Regions from separate parts of the Homo sapiens genome. Here region 1 is linked to region 2. A link is a contact called in ENCODE Hi-C or POLR2A ChIA-PET data. All regions are on one chromosome and are shown on one strand. Each heading gives the region's core, a stretch centred on a gene start or an enhancer-like site at or near the end of the contact. The rest is flanking DNA. Distances are from core to core; before and after follow the strand shown. Region 1 overlaps IL12RB2 (interleukin 12 receptor subunit beta 2). Region 2 has its middle 140 kb from the start of SGIP1.

What was found. Hi-C counts contacts between places; a loop is a spot of excess contacts on that map. ChIA-PET counts read pairs that join two places held with the same protein, here RNA polymerase II (POLR2A). Pooled maps may share reads with other maps.
Region 1: a loop to region 2 is called in a map of GM12878, with 4 times the contacts of the local background. The contact joins two enhancer-like sites. A Hi-C loop is called at or near these places in 1 of 168 maps with a recorded cell type or tissue (GM12878), 4 of 37 single-sample maps with no recorded cell type and 6 of 50 pooled maps. POLR2A ChIA-PET finds 5 or more read pairs at or near these places in 1 of 52 experiments (activated CD8-positive, alpha-beta T cell).

What each region holds. Positions count from the first base shown.
Region 1 is chr1:67,330,620-67,336,693 of GRCh38, forward strand. IL12RB2 (interleukin 12 receptor subunit beta 2) reads left to right here. Exons shown (of 17, transcript NM_001374259.2): 8 at 41-191. Among named protein-coding and RNA genes, the nearest start is that of IL12RB2, 26 kb to the left of the region's middle. Within about 2 kb of position 2,577, at least 4 of the 41 ENCODE cell types and tissues checked have a DNase peak (open chromatin) inside an H3K27ac peak, as active enhancers do.
Region 2 is chr1:66,393,748-66,400,108 of GRCh38, forward strand. No RefSeq gene overlaps it. Among named protein-coding and RNA genes, the nearest start is that of SGIP1, 140 kb to the right of the region's middle. RefSeq lists an enhancer at 3,556-3,735. Within about 2 kb of position 2,831, at least 5 of the 41 ENCODE cell types and tissues checked have a DNase peak (open chromatin) inside an H3K27ac peak, as active enhancers do.

The DNA of each region.
Region 1 (6,074 bases), core at 1,327-3,826, 940 kb after region 2:
CTAGTATTAATAGGCACTTTAAAAAAATGTCTGTTTCAAGGTTAATGTTACAAAGGCCAAAGGAAGACATGATTTGCTGGATCTGAAACCATTTACAGAATATGAATTTCAGATTTCCTCTAAGCTACATCTTTATAAGGGAAGTTGGAGTGATTGGAGTGAATCATTGAGAGCACAAACACCAGAAGAAGGTATATGTCCAAAATATACATACCTATCGGGGAGCAATAAAGGGGAGAGAGGGGGGAAGATGTAATGATTTCCTTGGAATAGAATCTTTAAACTACTGGTGCTGAATCAAAAAGCATGACTGCATTAGTTAACAAGTTAATTTTTATATTAACTTAAGTGCTGAAACTGTTCAAGGAAATATGTTTGTGTTGCAAGGAAATTTTTAACATTGGGTAAGTTCTACTCCTGTTTGCTATCAGTCATGTTGGTTATAATGCTTGGTTATAACTTATCTCTCTTACTATCTCAGTAACTTATTTCACAGAGCTATAACCAGTAATTAATCTCATTTCTTGTTAAAGCTTCATATGTTTTATATTTTTGATTCTATGAAAAGTAATGTGGCTCAATAAGCCATATGGAAAGCTTGAAAGAAAGTAGGCTCTGGAGACACATATTTCAAAATAAAATTTAGCATCCAGCAATCCTCTCTTGTCCAAATATTATAACACTGTACTTCAAGCCTTTGATATTTACTGCACAAATGAGAACCACCTGGCCACCCATAACTATGAAAAGGATATCAAATGTGTTTTTCAGTCTGATGAATTTTTCTTTTTTAGTAATTATTGGGAAGGGAATGTTATTGAAGTATAAGAAAATATTTTATTGAAGCAAAAATGCCTATGTAAACTTTATGCCAATATTAAATCTTTGGAGACACAAGAAATAGCCATCTGAATATTAGTTTTTAAAAGCACTCATTTAGGCCGGCATGGTCGCTCAGGCCTGTAATCCCAGCACATTGGGAGGCTGAGGTGGGCAGATCACGAGGTCAGGAGTTCGAGACCAGCCTGGCCAGCATGGTGAAATCCCATCTCTACCAAAAAGACAAGAAATTAGCCAAGCATCGTGGTGCGTGCCTGTAATCCCAGCCATTCGGGAGGCTAAGGCAGGAGAATCACTTGAACCCAGGAGGCAAAGGTTGCAATGAGCCAAGATTGTGCCACTGCAATCCAGCCTGGGCAACAGATCGAGACTGCATCTCATAAATAAATAAATAAATAAATAAATGCACTCATTTAGTGATATAGTAGAGAGTCTTTCATAATTTATATAAATTTGACTCAGAGAAAAACTTTTTGGCATATAATCCATTGTTCATTATCTGGAGCTTTTGTAACATTAACGTGCAAAATCTAAATTCTTATTTGTGAAATTTATGGATATGTGTGCATGTAAACTAGCCTCATAATTAAGTTGCATTTATTTTCTGTGAGCTACTAATGGCTTTTGATAACTGATGATCCTTAGCAATCATACATCAATGACATTCAAGGAACGGAAGGGCCTTTAGCAGAATATAATACCTAATATATGATTCATAGAATAATCTTATATTCTTCCTTACTTCTTGTATTAATTGCATTTTTTTTTTTTTTTGAGACAGAGTCTTGCTCTGTCACCCAGGCTGGAGTGCAGTGGCACAATCTCAGCTCAGTGCAACCTCTGCCTCCTGTGTTCCAGTGATTCTCCTGCCTCAGCCTCCCAAGTAGCAGGGATTACATGCATGCGCCACCATGCCCGGCTAATTTTTGTTATTTTCAGTAGAGACAGGTTTCACCATGTTGGCCAGGCTGGTCTCGAACTCTTGACCTCAGGTGATCCACCTGCCTCGGCCTCCCAAAGTGCTGGGATTACAGAATATATTTTAAAAATTGTCTAAAAGTGAATTTATCCAACAAATGATAATTTATTACCACTCATTTTATAATAAAATCTCTTAATGTTGAACCACTTGCCCTCTGGTTGTTACTTTTATAATCCAGAGCTTACTCATAATATCGTTTTATTATATATAGTCAAAGTAATTTTTTTAAAGACTATCTCATGAATTAGATTTTGTTTATATATGTGGTACAGATAAAACTTCTGAAAATGGGCTATATTTTATATCCAAGTTCAAGGTAGTAAGTAGTCTGAAAAATATTTAAGTTATATCACATTAAGCTAAACTATAAACTAGGGAAACTCTGGGCTTGTGAATTCTTGTCATTCTTACTCACATATGATAATGACCTAGTTAGAGATGTGTGAAAAGGTTTTTCTTTTCTTTTTTAAAAAGTGTTTGTCTTTTGAATTAAAATTCCTTCAAGGCAGCACAGTAACTTTCTTATTTCCTATAAAATAAACCACCATCATAACAATGAGTATAGCAACTCATTATGGTTATGAACTCATGGATGATTATGAATTGAACCTAGGAAGCTGGCTTATTCAGTCACTGAAGGTATTCATAAAGAGAGAAACCCATACTCTGAGATACACCACCTTTACCAAGCTCTGTTGGCTTCCTTTCTGTCTCTGAATCTCCCTTTTCTATGTTTGATTTTTCTGTGGGTTGTTGTAGGTCTTTTTTCTCTTACTCTAGGCTGCTTGGTTTTCACCCCTTACCCGCTGTTTCTGTCATCAGTTTCTTTATGAAACACCAACTGATGTAAACGTAAAAGGTGTGAATTTTTTTTAACACGTCTTCCTTTTAACCCTTTCAATGTGTACTCATATGTAACTTGGCATTTAAAAAAAATTAATAGTAAGCTTTTTTTTTTTTTTTTTTAGGTACTCTCTAAAACTGTGAATGACTCTACAACAGAGTCAGCCTTTTTGCAGCCTTTGCTTCTCAAAATTGAGAGAAATGTAACATCTCCGGGTGGATTGGTGTAGTTGTTTATATCATTTGAACAGTGGGTTAGGGCTTCCTTTACTCCATAGGGCCCTTTACTATGTCATTAAATTCAGCTCCTATCACTGAAAAACACTTTTTAAATGACCGAAAAGTAAGGGATAGGAGGAAAGAAACTACTTTGCTGTGTTTAAGAGAACAGTCTTGAAATCAGCATCCATCAAAGGCAGGCCTGATAGTGACACTGGGAAGAGAGCAGCCACATTTTCCTTGTAGTGGGAAAACATTCTTGAATTTGAGCTCAAGGTGTCCAGACATGCCTGAGAACATGCACAGGTATTGAGGGAAGGTGATCTCTCACCACTTAGAACACCCAGGAAGAGATGCCAAAATACTGATTAATCAGCTATTCCTTAGAGCTATGTTACCAATATGTCTCTGTCTGTTAATCCGCCATTTTAAAAAGTCTTATTTGCAGTTTGTGATCTTGCTCAACTCTATTACAGCTAACAAAGGAATCGTTGCATGTTCATTCGTACTTTGGAGGGGCAGAGTGGTAAAGGAGAAACCTTCCCCCATCATGGTGACAGCAAGGGTGAGGGGTGAATAATCCCTAAAGGGGGAGAAAATGAAGAGTTACCAGCTGCAGCCACCTCTTCCCACATTGAGAAGCTAGGAAATTCATGCACTCATTTGTAATTTAAAAATATTGCCAAGATAAGATAGGTGTGAACAATTAAATACTAGAGATTATTTTGGATAGCAAACATTTGATAACAGTCAAGCTTGGTGGATTGGCAAACATTTTCTCTACAGGTCCAGATAGTAATATTTTCAGCTTTGCGGATCATACGATCTGTCGCAACTGCTAAATGTGCTATTGTCACATGCAAGCTGCCATTGACAATACCTAAACAAACAGGCATGGCTGTGTTCCAACAAAACTTTATTTATGTATGCTGAAATTGGAATTTTATGTAATCTTCACATGTCACTAAAAAGGATTCTTCTTTTGTTTGTTTTGAGACGGAGTCTGGCTCTGTCACCCATGCTGGAGTGCAGTGGTGCGATCTCGGCTCACTGCAAGCTCCGCCTCCCGGGTTCACGCCATTCTCCTACCTCAGCCTCCCGAGTAGCTGGGACTACAGGCACCCCGCCACCACGCCCGGCTAATTTTTTGTATTTTTAGTAGAGACAGGGTTTCACCGTGTTAGCCAGGATGGTCTCGATCTCCTGACCTTGGGATCTGTCTGCCTCAGCCTCCCAAAGTTCTGGGATTACAGGCATGAGCCACCGCGCCCGGCCGGATTCTTCTTTTGATTTCTTTTCAACCATTATCAAAACCATTTTCTTACAGGATGTATTAAAACAGGCAGAGGGCCAGATTTGGCCCATGGGCCGTAGTTTGCTGACCCCTAAGCTAGCTATACTCGAAAGCATCATATTTGTGTCTTTTTGCTTGAGGCTTGAGAATGATTCTTTTCTCTTCTAAAGAGATTTATATCAGACACTTTCACTAACAGGAAAGTGTTATGTTTAAGATTCAGTAACAGTCCCTAAACCCTTCTCTCCTTCACTTGTTCTCCTCTAAGCTCAGCACCTATCTTGGAAGGAAGGAATGATAATTCAGAACTCTTTTCAAGAAGTTATATGAAGAAGAGCAGAGATATCAATCTTTTGTTGTTTTTGTTTTTAGGATCTGAGATAATACAGTGTATCTGCAAGGGGATGAAAAGAGTCCAGCAGAGAAGGAGAAATTAATGACACAGGGAAGGTGGGGATAATGACTGGAGAGATGTCTTTGATAAAGCAAGAGGGAGCGGGGTCCAGAACTCTAGCTAAAGAGTTGGACCGTGATGGAAGTAGGGATGATTCATCCACTGGGACATCATTAACAGTGCTGTGTTAGGGAATTGGTTGGGGGAGTTTGAACGTTTTCATGGTGGAAAAAGAAGGGAATTTCCATCTGATTTCTTCCTTTTGCTCGGTGAAGTCTGAGGCAAGGTCATCTCTTTTTCATATTGGTGGCTTCTTCCACTTTAACCCTACAGTTTTTTCCTTTACAGACAAAGTATTTTCATCTGACTTCCATTTCTCATATTTGTATGCTTAGTCATTTGTACCCATTTCTTTTGAAATCACTTGAACATACTGGCCTTTGGCTTTTTTTTTCTCATGTGCCTATAATAGTTTTATCTGTATTTGGCTAGATAACATTGAGGTTAGAACTTTTAGTGACTCTGTGACAGTTGAATGTCAAAGATTCTCCTCCCTATTAGCCCTTGTGTTGCTTTAAGCAGCAGTGATTTTACACCCCTGGTCATGAAATGTTACACTTTTTAGAGACTCATGCAGATTCAACTAATGATTTCTCTCCCATGAAGGTATACATTGCAGGTAGGCACCATTAACATTTCAGTTTACTTGCAATTTACCTTGTGAAAAGAATATAATTCTAGAATTTGATTCTTAGCTCTGTAATAATCTGTTAGGTTGTGGATTTTTAATGAGTCAGTGAGTGTCCCCTTTAGATTTCTTACCAATATGTAATTAACTGAAGACATGTACTGCTGTGGTACAAGTCAACTGGCTTTGACACTGAGCACACCCGGGTTTCCAAACCCTGATTTTACAAATGTCTGGATTATCTAGTTTGTGGAGTAGTCAGGTCTTGGTCAATGTAGTGAACTGTAATGGGAAAAGCAGGGTCTTCGGGGAAAGCAAGACCTGGGTCCAGTCCTCAGCTTTGCCATTTACCAGACCCAGGTCTTTTGTAAATCATTTAACTTTTGCCAGCCTCCTTGTCCTCAGCTGTAAAGCAGATGTAATCATATGCACCCTTGCGTTGTGTGAGGGTTAAACGAGATGATGTATATAGTGTCCGGACACCACCTGACAGTAGGTGGTTAGTGAACGTCATATCCCCTTTCCTTTGTTGCCTGTGCTTTTTTTCTTTTTGCATCTAAGCTAGCAGATAGAAGTCCCAGGTTTGATTCCTGGGCCACTCTTCATATTCCTGGAGAATTAAGAGCATTTTCAAAATGTTTTACATAAGTGTTGCTTACCTCTAAGTCCTCACTGCAAAGGTAAATACTACTGCAAAGGAGAGAAAAGAAAAGAAGTGAATGTTTAGAAAAAAACAAAAAAGAAAGTAGAGCAAGAAAGGCAGGAAAAGGAAGTAATGAAGGAGAGGATAGAACAAAAAGAAGGCCCAACTGAT
Region 2 (6,361 bases), core at 1,581-4,080:
AAGTCAACAGCAGGGTGTGGGAAATGGAAGGGAGTGGCAGGTGGGAACAGCGGGGGCTAGGCCCTGACAGAGGAGGAGCCATGTACCAATAGGGGATTGGGCAAACTGGACCAGCAGATAAATGGAAGTACATCCCTGATGGACTGCAGCCAAATTCAGCCAACAGCCCCAGCTCCAGGCTCAGGCCAGCCTGGACATAGTGCAGGAGGATCTAACTGGCCAGGGCCATCTCCCCTGCCCCAGCTGCATATTCCCCTCATGTGGCTCAGAGTGGACAGCTAATAGGGGATCTGTGTTTCAGAAGAAAAGGATGAAACAAGGCCATACCAAAAGAGGAAGCAGCAGAACTTTGCTCAAAAGAGTTATCAGCTGCAGGGAGTCTCCAGAAATGCTGAAAGGAGGCCTGGACAACAACTGCTTGACTGAGCACAGCCAGCTCTGTTCATGGATGACAGACATGCTTCGGTGGCCAGTGAGCTTAGAAGACAGAGGCCTGTGTTCACGTCCCAGCTCTGCCACATCTATAGTGATGGGCAAGTCATTTATCCTCTCCAACTCTCAGTGTTCTCCACTTTCCCTGTCAAAAGGGCATAATAATGGTCTCTATTTCATATGGCTATTGAGACAATAAAACAATTTATTGCATAGAACATTAATAATTCTGAAGGATTGTTGTTAACTTTTTAATCTTCTTCTTTCATCTTCCGGGGACCCAGATCCATTATTTGTATTTGTATTCCAAGAGAAGAGGAACGGGTATGTGAACAGCCACATATTGGGTCACTTTACATGAACTACCCTCTGAATTCTCCCATGGGCCCCACAAGAAGGGCATTAAGATCTCTCACGGGCAGAGAAGTTGAAATTCAGAGAAGCAAAATCACCTATGTAATATCCCAAGCTAATTTAAGGCAAACAAGTAATTCTGTCTACCCCCAAACTCCTGCCTGTCCACCAACCAGACTGCCTTCCCCAGCTCAAATCTCCACAACCTGTTAGTGCCACCTGCCCCTGTACACCTGCTGCCACGGGAACAAGGGTCCCATCCCCTCAGGCCTCACGCGGACCGGGAACATGGCCTTTGTTTTACTGGCAAAGCTGACCCAGGCCAGGACACAGCCAGATCCACCATCCCTGGGCTCGGGACTATTGTGGGTCACAGATATCCCTTTGACAGTGAGATGTCACACCTGGAACCCACTACCTAGCAAAACATAAGAATTTGGAGTAAAACACCATTTTTAAAAATCTACATGTGCCTTTATCCCACAGGGAGTTCCTGAGGCTTCAGGGAGACTTTCAGGGGTCCAGAGAACCCAGAGGGATAAGGGGCTGGGAGTAATTTTAATGGTGTAGGATCTCATAGGATGGAGTGAAGTGGAGAGTTGCGGGAGGCATTTTTACACTGCTTATCCCACAACACTCTCTAATATGGTTTAGCCCTTTCACCACACAAAGTAAGAAGCTGACGGTTAGACACACAGGGGAGAGGCTGCTTCATATGGCAGAAAGAGCTGGGACTGCCAGTCCATGAGATGTTTGTTACAGTTCTCATTTCTTTACTTATTTTGCTGGGTGATCTTGGGCAAGTGGCCTAGCTGCTGTTACAACACAACCACAATGATAACTGCCATTCATTGGGTGCTTCCCAAGGGCTAGGCCTTGTCCTAGCCTCTGAACGTTTATTATTGCATTTCCTCTTCACAATAACCATAGGAGGTAGCCATGATTTTCTCCCTTTCGTGGATGAGGGTTGAAGCATGCTGCAGACTCAAAGCCCCTCCCCAGGGCTCTACATCTACCGTAAGGCCACCTTGGGCAGACACTTCTCCTTTATAGAGCAGGGAGCCTCTGACAATGCAAACGTCAATGTCAGATAATTTTTTTTCTTTTAACAATCGTCACTCTGGATGATGCTGGGGTGGTGTGTGTGTGAGGAGTGTTTCCTAGAGAGACATTCATGACAGTTCTTAAGGTCAGGGGCGGTATGGCTGGAGCCACATTTGTGAAATTTAATCACCAAGATTCCCCTTCTTTCAAAAGAGTAGAGCTCCTTCTTCTCCTTTCCAGGCTCTCTGTTTCCGGAGCTTTGGGCTTTACTCTCTAAGAGTTTCAGATGTGTTGAAACTCTGTAGAATTCAGGGGAAATCTTGCTGGGTCAGAGCCTGCACAGTTATCCCTCTGGGAGTTTCCAGCTTTGTGTGGGCTCAATGTCAACAATTTTTGTTCGAGAAGCTCTAGAGCTGGCCAAAGGCCAAAGTTACCCTGGCCAGGTTGTTGGTGAGAAAACTTAAAGGTTATACTTCTATAAGAAGAAAGAGAAATTGTCTTAGCCACAGGCAAATGACAAATGTGTACAAGGGTTTTACATTTGCCATCTCATTCAGCTTCCACACGGGAGACAGGGGATAGTATCCCCATTTTAAAGAAGAGAGAATTGAATTGGCCAAGGTCACCCAGATAATAGTAGAATTGGGAGAGATTTTTCTTTTCAAAACCAGCTCTTCATTGCCCATCGTTCCTTGCTAATTCTCCAGCTGAGACACAGGATCATGTTGCAGTATAAGAACATACCAGACTAGCTGGGATTAAATTTTGGCCTGACTGTGGGCTAGTTACTTAATCATTCTGAATCTCAGTTCCTCATGCATGAAATGAGGCTGAAATTACCAGTATTTGCTTCACAGGGCTCTTGTGAGTTTTCAATGGGTTAATATGGGGGAAATCTTAGAACAATGTACATGACATAGTGTCAGCTATTTTAATCATATAACTTGATTTAAGAAATGCACTGTTGTTTTAGCAGGTATATAGTGTACACTAGGGGAAGGAAAATAATTCTCAGACAACAAATCAGACTCTGTGCCGGGTGGGTGCTTCAGACTCATAACTCATTTAGAGTGTTACCACAGTCCTATGAGTGAAGCACTTAACAGATGAGGAAACTGAGAAATAATGTGCAATGTGACTAATGTTGCTCAGCTACAGAGTATTCGAGCTGGAACACAAACCCCAGGCTGACCCTAGCACTTCTACCTTTCCCTCTGTCGTGGTGTCCGACGCCACTGGATGGAAACGAAGCAGCCCAACAAGAAAGCATGTGCTGGAAAACACATATATGTGACTAGAGGACCACCAGGGAGGGAAGGGCTGCCATCTTACTAACGTTGCCTTATTTTACAAATAAGTTATTTCCTGACCTAGTCTTCTGTACATTTAATTGTGATTAATACTGAAAATTAAAATGCACAAAGCACAGAGGAACCTGGTATTTCAGGAGCCTCCTGTAATTGATTCAGAATTTGAAGACATTCATCTGTATTTGTTGTTTATTGTCTTCCTACTATGTGCTGGATCTGAGGGTTAGAAGGTTAATGGAGGAGTGACACAAAGATTAAATAATGACACACTGAATGGCATGTTCACTAATGATGATAAGCACCATTAAAGACAGCTGGATGGAATTTAAAGGGGTAGATGGTAGTCTGGTCTGATCTAGCCAAGGGCCCAAGAGACAGCATGCAAAAGTCTAAAGGAAGAAGAGAAGGAAAGGATAAATATCACAGACAGAAAGAAAAGCATGAGCAAAGGCTTTATGGCAGAAGGAGCATAGACTATTTGAGGAACTGAAAGATTCTCTCTGTGTCTAGACCACAGAAAAAATGGGTTAAAGAAGTTCAAGATGAGGTTGGAAAGGCAGGAAGGGGCCAGAGTATGCAGAACACTGGTTATCATATAGAATCGGTCTTTGTTCTAAAAGGATGGGGAGGGATTCAGATAAAAAAAATTAAGATTTTTTTACAAGGGCTGTAAAATTGCAAGTAATCTGTTTAGGTTATGATTAACACAACATCATATCATTGTATTATATACTAACATATGGTTAGTATCCATCATATTGTGAAGGTATGACAAACAGCCTTCAACTTACATCCAATTCTGAGGATAATTAATGGCTATGGGAATAATGTGTTGAGACTCAGTGGGTATATCTGGATCCAGTAGGAATGAATACTATTATCCATTAACAATATAGGCCTGTCCAGGCACAGTGGCTCATGCCTATAATCCCAGCCCTTTGGGAGGCTGAGGGGGGCAGATTGCTTGAGGCCAGGAGTTTGAGACCAGCCTGGCCAACATGGTGAAACCCTGTCTTTACAAAAAATACAAAAATTAGCCAGGTGTGGTGGCGCATGCCTATAGTCCCAACTACTCGGGAGGCTGAGGCATAAGAATTCTTGAACCCAGGAGGTGGAGTTTGCAGTGAGCCGAGATCGTGCCACTGCACTCCAGCCTGGGCGACAGAGAGACTCTGTCTCAAAAAACAAAACCAAACAATGTAAACCTGGAATAGACTGAAGCTGGGTGTTCTAACTGTGGCTGCATAAAGCAAAGGGGCTCTGTCATAAGACTGCCCCAGGTCTGAATCACAGCTGTGCCACTTGGTATCTGCTGGAACTTGGGCAGTTTACTTAGTAACTCAGAATCTCAGCTTCCCAAGCTGTAAAATAGACATAGAAGTACCCATCTTCAAGGGACTTTATGAGGATTATTGGAGTTGAAATGTTTAACAATTAGGCACATGATGGACTTCATAATAATAAACTTTCTTAATGTATAAAGAGAATTTGGAAGTATAATTGCAGAATATTTAAAGTTGAAACTACCTTAGGGTAAGTGGGAAGGAAAAAACAGAAAGGACAACTTATTTCAACTTTTCTCAACATAAGTTATCTTTAAGTATGAGTGCTACACAATAGACCTTTACAAAAACAACCAAGAGGGCAGGTGTATGCTCTGCATGCATTCATTCACCAGGTTTGGTAAATGAGTTACCCATTTACCCCGGTAGTATAAGAGATTATTAAACTGTGGCACCAAAAGACAGACATACTAGATGTTGGACACTTGAGCAAATTTGTAAGCTGTCCATCCAAATTTTTAAGCTGCAAAAAGGAAATTGTTAGAAAACCATTAGATGACTTGCACACATTGAGGAGATGAGACAGTTGGGATGCTGAAGATTAAGAGGATTTGTGAAGAGGATTTCATCAGAGAGAGGTGTTAGTGAACAGAGTCTCAGATAACTCCCGGGTTTTAACTTTTTCAGGCATAGTGCCAGGTACAAAGTTGATATTCAACAAGCATTTATTGAATGAATGATTGAATGAATAACTGATATATCACTATAACCTGAAATAGGTAAGAAATAGGGAAAGAGCATTAAGAGTCTTTAATCTTGAGGCTGCAAATAAATTATATCACATAAAATTAAGAAAGTTGGCTGGGGGCAGTGGCTCCCATCTGTAATCCCAGCACTTTGGGAGGCCAAGATGGGCGGATCACGAGGTCAGGAGCTTGAGACCAGCCTGGCCAATATAGTGAAACCCTGTCTCTACAAATAATACAAAAAATGGCTGAGTGTGGTTGCTCATGCTTGTAGTCCCAGCTACATGGGAGGCTGAGGCAGAAGAATTGCTTGAACCTGGGAGGCAGAGGTTGCGCTGAGCCGAGATCGCACCACTGCACTCCAGCCTGGGTGACAGAGCGAGACTTTGTCTCAAAAAAAAAAAAATTTTAAGAAAGTTTGCAGGTGTGATGAGGGAGCCAATTTTTATAATCTTTGAAGAGTATGGAGTAAAATTATAGAAGACTAGAAATAGTTTCTCCTTTACAAAAAAAGCTGAATTTCAGAAATGATAAAACTGTGCCATTAATTTTGGCAAAACACTAAAGTGTATTTCTAAACAGTTAGTCATGAAAGTAGTCTTCACCAGGAGCTAGCATTTGTCTGTTAGGGTTACTAGAGTAGCCTGAACAGGAACATACTAAAAATAATGTATTCTGATTTTAGGGAGAGATTTGATAGCTGGGTAATTGCAAAAATGTGGTTGCAATGATAAGACAGGCATAATTGTAGTTTGTAACTACCTTACACAAATTCATTAATGGCAAATTAGTCTAGATGGAATCCCTAGATTCAGGATGTAGAGTAGTGGTTTGCAGTCCTGGTCAACTGTTAAACAAGGAAACTTTTACAACACATCAATATCTGCCTCCACACTCAGAAATTTAGATTTTTTTTGTCTGGTATGGAGTCCAGCCATTTGAATATTTCAAAAATTCTCTAGTGTTCTAACATACAAAGTTTTAATCACTATTTTCTTAATGTTCTATTCTTGGCCATGGACTTTACAATATATTTTTAAGGAACATATTGAATGAAGACAGAAAAACTCCTTGTGTTGTGTTTGTAGATGAGTCAAAACTAGAAAATGATGACATTAAGCCTGAAATGAGCAAACAAATGAAAACCTTCAACAAGACAGAAAAATGAGCAAAGACACTCACAAAGTAAAAT